2 separate regions of the Homo sapiens genome follow, and region 1 is linked to region 2. A link is a loop called in an ENCODE intact Hi-C map of the cell type or tissue named here. Cell type or tissue: dorsolateral prefrontal cortex. All regions are shown on one strand. Links, peaks and the distances in the headings refer to the core of each region. The heading gives the core; the rest is flanking DNA.

Region 1 (2,907 bases), core at 196-2,695, 51 kb after region 2:
GCAGACGACATTGGATCAGTGACATCCACATAAACTCAGAGGACAAGAGCTCCAATGTCTCCAAATGTGGAGGGCTGTGGGCAGAGCCTCTGACACAGGTTATGTTAGGCTGTTTTCGCATTGCCATAAAGGCATACCTGAGACTGAGCAATTTATAAAGAAAAGAGGCTGGGCACGGTGGCTCACGCCTGTAATCCCAGCACTTTGGGAGGACAATCACTTAAGGTCAGGAGTTCGAGACCAGCCTGGCCAACATGGTGAAACCCCGTCTCTACTAAAAATACAAAAATTAGCCAGGCATCGTGTTTCACACCTGTAGTCCCAGCTACTCGGGAGGCTAAGGCAGGAGAATCATTTGAGCCCAGGAAGTTGAGGTTGCAGTGAGCTGAGATCACACCACTGCACTCCAGCCTGGGTGACAGAGTGAGACTTTGCCTCAAAAACAGAAAGAAAGAAAAGAGATGTAACTTGCCCACGGTTCTGTGGGCTGTACACAAAGCTGGGTGCCAGCATTTGCTCAACTTCTGGGGAGGACTCAGAGAGCTTTCACTCCTGGCGGAAGGTAAAGGGGGAGCAGGCAGGTCACATGGCGAGAGTGGGAGCAAGAGAGAGAAGGGGAAGGTGCCAGACACCTTTAAACAACCAGATCTCGCGTGAACTCACAGCAAAAACTCACTCATTACCAAGGGGACGGCACTAAGCCATCCATGAAGGATATGTCCCCATGATCCAGTCCTCCCATCAGGCCCCACCTCCAACATTGGGGATTACATTTCAATATGCGATTTGGAAGGGACATAGATCCAAACCAAACCACAGGGTAAATGGAGTGGTGTCCCCAAAGGCAGATCACAGTGAAATGCCTCCAAATGTAGAGGAGAGTGGAGCCGTGCCTTCCACATGCAGGGGACAAGGGGCAGGCCCATGGAAGCGCACAGTGGAGTGAGGCAGTTCCACCGAAGGCAGAGGACAGGGCAGCTGTGCCTTCCAAATGCACTGGGCAGGGAAGCAGTGACTCCAGATGAAAGTGAGAGAGCAGCAGAGACAGCCAAGTGCAAGGGGCATGGGAGCCCTGCCTCCCAATACAACAGTGTGGGTTGTGAGCCTTCCCACATACAGAGCAAAGAGGGAATGCTGTCTCTTTAAATACATAAGACTGCCAAGCAGTCCCAGGTCAGTGAAGATGACAGGGGAGCATTGACTCCAAAGGGAAGCAGTAGTTGTGGAGCAGTGCCTCAGCCTGCAAAGGGCAGGGAGGCAGTGGCTCTGCAGCAGAAGACAGGGTTTGTGCCTGCAGATGAAGATGATGGTAAAGAAGAGAGCAGCAGAACAGTGTCCCCCAAACACACAAGCAGAGCAGTGCCTTCCACATCCACAGAAGAATGGAAAAAGGGCTTCCCACTGCAGAAAACACTGGAATGTTTCCTTCCAAATGCAGAGAATGTTGGAGCCGTGCCTCCAGCTGGAGTACAGTGAGCAGTAACATCCAAATGCCGAGTACAGCAGAACAGTGCCCCCAAATGCAGAGACGGCAGAGCAGTGCCTTCCTAATATGTCAGACGGTGCATAAGCGACTTCCCAGTGCAGAAGACAGTGCAGCAGCGCTTCCAAATGCAGAACAGTGTGGATCAAGGGCCTCCAAATGCACAGGCCACATGATCTTCCCTCAGACTGTTATAACCAGCCAAATTACCATTTCAGTGGCATAAAGATGGCAATATTAGACCTAAAGAACCTAAAACATTAATATATCCTGCATTCTTTTTTGTAGAACTTCCTAGAGGATGTATTCCTCAAAAATGGTGGCACAAGCCAAGAATAAGAAAGATACAGGAATCAGGAAACAGTGAATCAATGCCAAAAGAGAGGCAGAGACACCTCAGGATGACAACCACCTGTTTACGTAACTTGGAGACCACCCAGACCAGATTAGAGTGGGAGAGGAGCAGTGTGTGTGTGTGTGTGTGTGTGTGTGGATGGAAGGGAAAGAGGGATACCTGGGGATAGGGATTCTAGAATAAAGGAAAACTCTGTAGAAGGTGCCTGATGGAGTATTGGAAATAAAGATATGTGTCTAGTAAATTATGCAAGTTACCAAACAGGGAAATTTTATAACATGGACTAAGAAAAGAGATGCAATCATAGTACACCTGCAAGAGTTAGGCCAACACTGGAGGTGGAATTCATTCATATTATAGCAATTGTGGCCGGGTGCGGTGGCTCACACCTGTAACACACCCTAGCACTTTGGGAGGCCGAGGCGGGCAGATCACCTGAGGTCAGGTGTTGGAGACCAACCTGACCAATGTGGGGAAATCCCACCTCTAGTAAAAATACAAAAATTAGCTGGGTGTGGTGGTGCATGCCTGTATTCCCAGCTACTCAGGAGGTTGAGGCACAATAATCGCTTGAACCTGGGAGGCAGAGGTTGCGGTGAGCCAAGATGGCACCACTACACCCCAGCCTGGGCAACAGAGCGAGACTTTCTCAAAAAAAAAAAAAAAAAAAAAAAAAAAACCAAAGAAACAAAAAATAAAAACAAACATATTAAAGCAATTGTAGTGTGATGAAAAAGGATGAAGGAGCTACATTTGATTCTCTCATAATAGAAAGTTAATACGCAATGTCTGTGTTCACAAATCTAGATACAGCAACATTTTTTAGAGATATGGAGGTAATATCAGAAAAAATAATTAAGAGAAGAAAGTTGGATTGCAGGCAGCAAGGGCAGGGCAGGGTTTTGCTGATTTTGCAGTATAGTTCTTTTTGTACTGTTTTATTTTTTACCAAATGTATGTGTTATTTTGCCAAAAATTTAATATTTTATGTGAAAGTGATCAGGTTTCTGTATTCATTTTCTATTATTTCTGAAAGAAATCCCCACAAGCTTAGTGGCTTCAAGCCATG
Region 2 (2,907 bases), core at 236-2,735:
GAAGGGAGAGCCAAATTCATGACTGGAGCTGACCAACCCCCTGCCCTCCACATTTTTGAGCACTTAGCAATAAATAAAGGCGATAACAGCCAGGCAGCTTGCTAAGGTCTTTCTGGGTGCCAGTGAGTGCCTTCAGTCATCAAAACAACCCTGCAAGCCACATGTGGCTGAGAATGCCAGTTCTGTATTCATTCTTCCTGAGTTTCACCAGCAGGGTTCAGATGCTGTTGGAGATGGAAATGCGCCCAGCTGAAAACTCCACCATTCCCCTGCCTTCCTCGCAGTGAGGGCAGCTTATCTCTGGCCAGTGGAATGGAAGCATCTGTCTTCCAGAGACTTCTGTGAGTGCTGCCTTCCTGACATGGGGACCACCACTCTCCGCTTCCACCTGGGTTCTCCTTCCTGTTGCCTGAAATGAGGCTGTGTGGGCTGCAAAGCAACCACATTGCCACAGTGAGGGGAACGGTAGAAGAACCCAAGACATTGACACTGACGTCCCCCAGCTGCCAAACTAGTGCCAGCCACCGCCTCACCCCATGTTTCCCATATAGGAGCCGATGCACCTGTCTTGATCAAGCCACTGTTATTTGGGGTTTCTGTTATATGCAAGTTCAGGCAAGCCAAGGGATCCCTTGCAGAGGGAAAGACGAGCTGCTGCGCCTCGCACCCCTGCCAGTAAAGGAAGGTGCGGTGCCCGGCGGGCCTCCTGTGCACCACAGTTAAATGTGCGGCTCAGAGGCTGTTCCGCAGGTGCAGGCCAAGTACAAGCAGTGCTGCCCCTTGGGCCTAATGACCCAGAACATTCAATGACACACGATGAGTCTAAGGCAAGTTGGAATGCTCTACGGGGCCATGGCAGGCCCCCAGAGGGGAAATCTGTGGTCTCTTGGGTTTTGAGCAATGCCAAAAATCTCTCCTGTTGGCATTCAGCTAACTTCCCACTGCTGGGCTGCTGTGGGGGTGGAGCGCCTGATGGTGAGAGAGACAGAGACAGAGAGACAGAGTAGGTGGCCATGAGCCCCGAAACACCCAACAGCAATCGAGTATCAACCTCTCGCCCAGCCCCACTGGTATCTGCATGTGCACACAGTGCTCTGTCGTCATGCCCAGGTGCTGTGGATGGGGCCCGAGGCAGGGCAGGTCTGGAGGGCGCAGGGAGGCTGTACCTGCGGGGGCTGCGACTCCCACAGTACCTGCTGCATTGCCGCTTTCCCCACAGCCCACCCGCCCCCTACGGTCTCGAAGCCGTCTGAGGAGGAAAAACTTTCGGAGGTGACTTATAGACAGAGCTGCAAGAAATGTTGGCCCCAACTCTAGGTGACACTGAGGCCCACCTAGGGGAAGGACGTGGAGAAGGGACATCTTCCTGGTACATGTGTTGCCCACATTGTCTGAAGAAGAGAGGGCCGAAGGCACAGGTTTACACTGATTCATGGATGGCTGTTAACCATTAGTTCAGGGGTCAGGGAGGTGGAGGGGCAGGATCGGGGGAGTAAGGGCTGGGAGGCCTGGGGAGGAACCACCCGGAGTGTGGGACAGCAAGTGCTTCACAAGTGCCCTCCAAGGGGCGCTGGGGCCGAGGAGGCACTGGACGATCAGGTGGGCCAGTGGTCCCCTCTGTGCACCTCACAGCCTCTGTTCCTGGCTCCTCTGGCATTTGCTTGAGAACGAAACACCGTAGATTCAATAAAAGAACTTCTCCCTGGGCCGATCAGGCTGCAGCTGCAGTTCAGTGCCCAGCCAGCCACCAGGTGGCAGGTCAGCCACTCTGCATCCCTGCCATCACTCTGGGGCTCCCATTATCCTCATGGGAGTGATGGTCACTCTGGGTGTGACCTTCCCTCTGGCCTGCCCTGGTGCTGCCAGCACCTCCCCCATCACGGTGCCTCCACGCCATAGATCCCAAGCAACAGACTCATTTCACCACGGAATAGAGCGGTGTGACCAAAGACCAGGGCTCACAGGCTCCCGTCCCCGTCCTGTGCCCACCCCCAGAGGCAGCTGGCCTCACAGAACAGTGATGAGACCCGCTGAAGACTGGTTCTGGCAGCCGTTGCGGGTTCCAGGGCTGCCCTGTCGGGTGCCAGTGACACTGCTGGATGTGCTGCCTCTCCCCCAGCCAGAAGAACAAGCCCGGAGCCCGGGAAAACACGCAAAGGCCCCTCCCTCATCCAGTGCCTGCTCACCGCACCTCTGCTGCTCCTCACCAATACTCCAGGCTCTGGATTAGAGGCTTTAAATTCCCATGGGAGAATGGGTCCCCAGCAGGAGGCAGCAGGGGTTCTGCTAAACTGGAAGCTGGGACGGCCGCCTGGCCATGCTGGGCCCCTCACACCACTCAGACCAACTGGCATCAAGGGCCATCGGCCAGTGAATGACCCTATTATCGAGGGGAGCAGGGAGGACTCTGCTTCAAATCCAGTGAATTCTCCAGGGAGCCTAGCAACACTGCCAGTTACAGTGATGAAAGTCAGTGGGGGCTTCTAGCAACCCCAATGAGGCAGGACCACCCAGGACTCAGATCCCTCAGGAATGGGGGTTTGGATCACTCCACCAAGGACTCAGCCACATCTTTGTGGCTTTAATCCATCTTTAATCCATCTTTGTGGTGGATTAAAGATGGCCACAGATGTCATACTACAACCCCATGGAAAGGGGTTAATTCTCAGAAATCCTTGAAAATTTGCACTGATCTGACATCTCACTTTGATATCATGTATCTTGATGCTTCATGATGTCAATTGTATCCTGTATCTTCAAATACGCGAAAATTCTGTTTATAGATCTTTACGTATTAGAGACGAGTTAACTCACCTTTTGTTCCGATGCCTTTCTGCTACCCCTCTTTCCCAGGAGCACTGGTGGTGGTGTCTTTATGATTTTACGTGGGGTTGCCATGGCACCCCG

What was found. A loop is a pair of places that touch in the nucleus more often than their neighbours do. Peaks named below come from ENCODE experiments on the same cell type or tissue, not always from the same donor. Only the 100,000 strongest peaks of a DNase experiment are listed, where the experiment ranks them.
Region 1: it touches region 2 in a loop (10-fold over the local background); 8 of 110 quality-filtered maps call a loop at or near these places.

The regions. Positions count from the first base shown.
Region 1 is chr2:95,263,418-95,266,324 of GRCh38, reverse strand. It overlaps a transcript of ZNF892 not described here. Among named protein-coding and RNA genes, the nearest start is that of PROM2, 9.6 kb to the left of the region's middle. RefSeq lists a silencer at 1,177-1,361. In dorsolateral prefrontal cortex, for the core only: a CTCF peak has its summit at 1,461; DNase peaks (open chromatin) are centred at 1,514 and 2,234; H3K27ac peaks cover 1,120 bases.
Region 2 is chr2:95,314,097-95,317,003 of GRCh38, reverse strand. All of the region lies in intron 2 of KCNIP3 (potassium voltage-gated channel interacting protein 3), which reads right to left. Among named protein-coding and RNA genes, the nearest start is that of KCNIP3, 18 kb to the right of the region's middle. RefSeq lists an enhancer at 766-1,266. In dorsolateral prefrontal cortex, for the core only: a CTCF peak has its summit at 1,759 (motif pointing right); a DNase peak (open chromatin) is centred at 1,753; H3K4me3 peaks cover 1,040 bases; H3K27ac peaks cover 2,500 bases.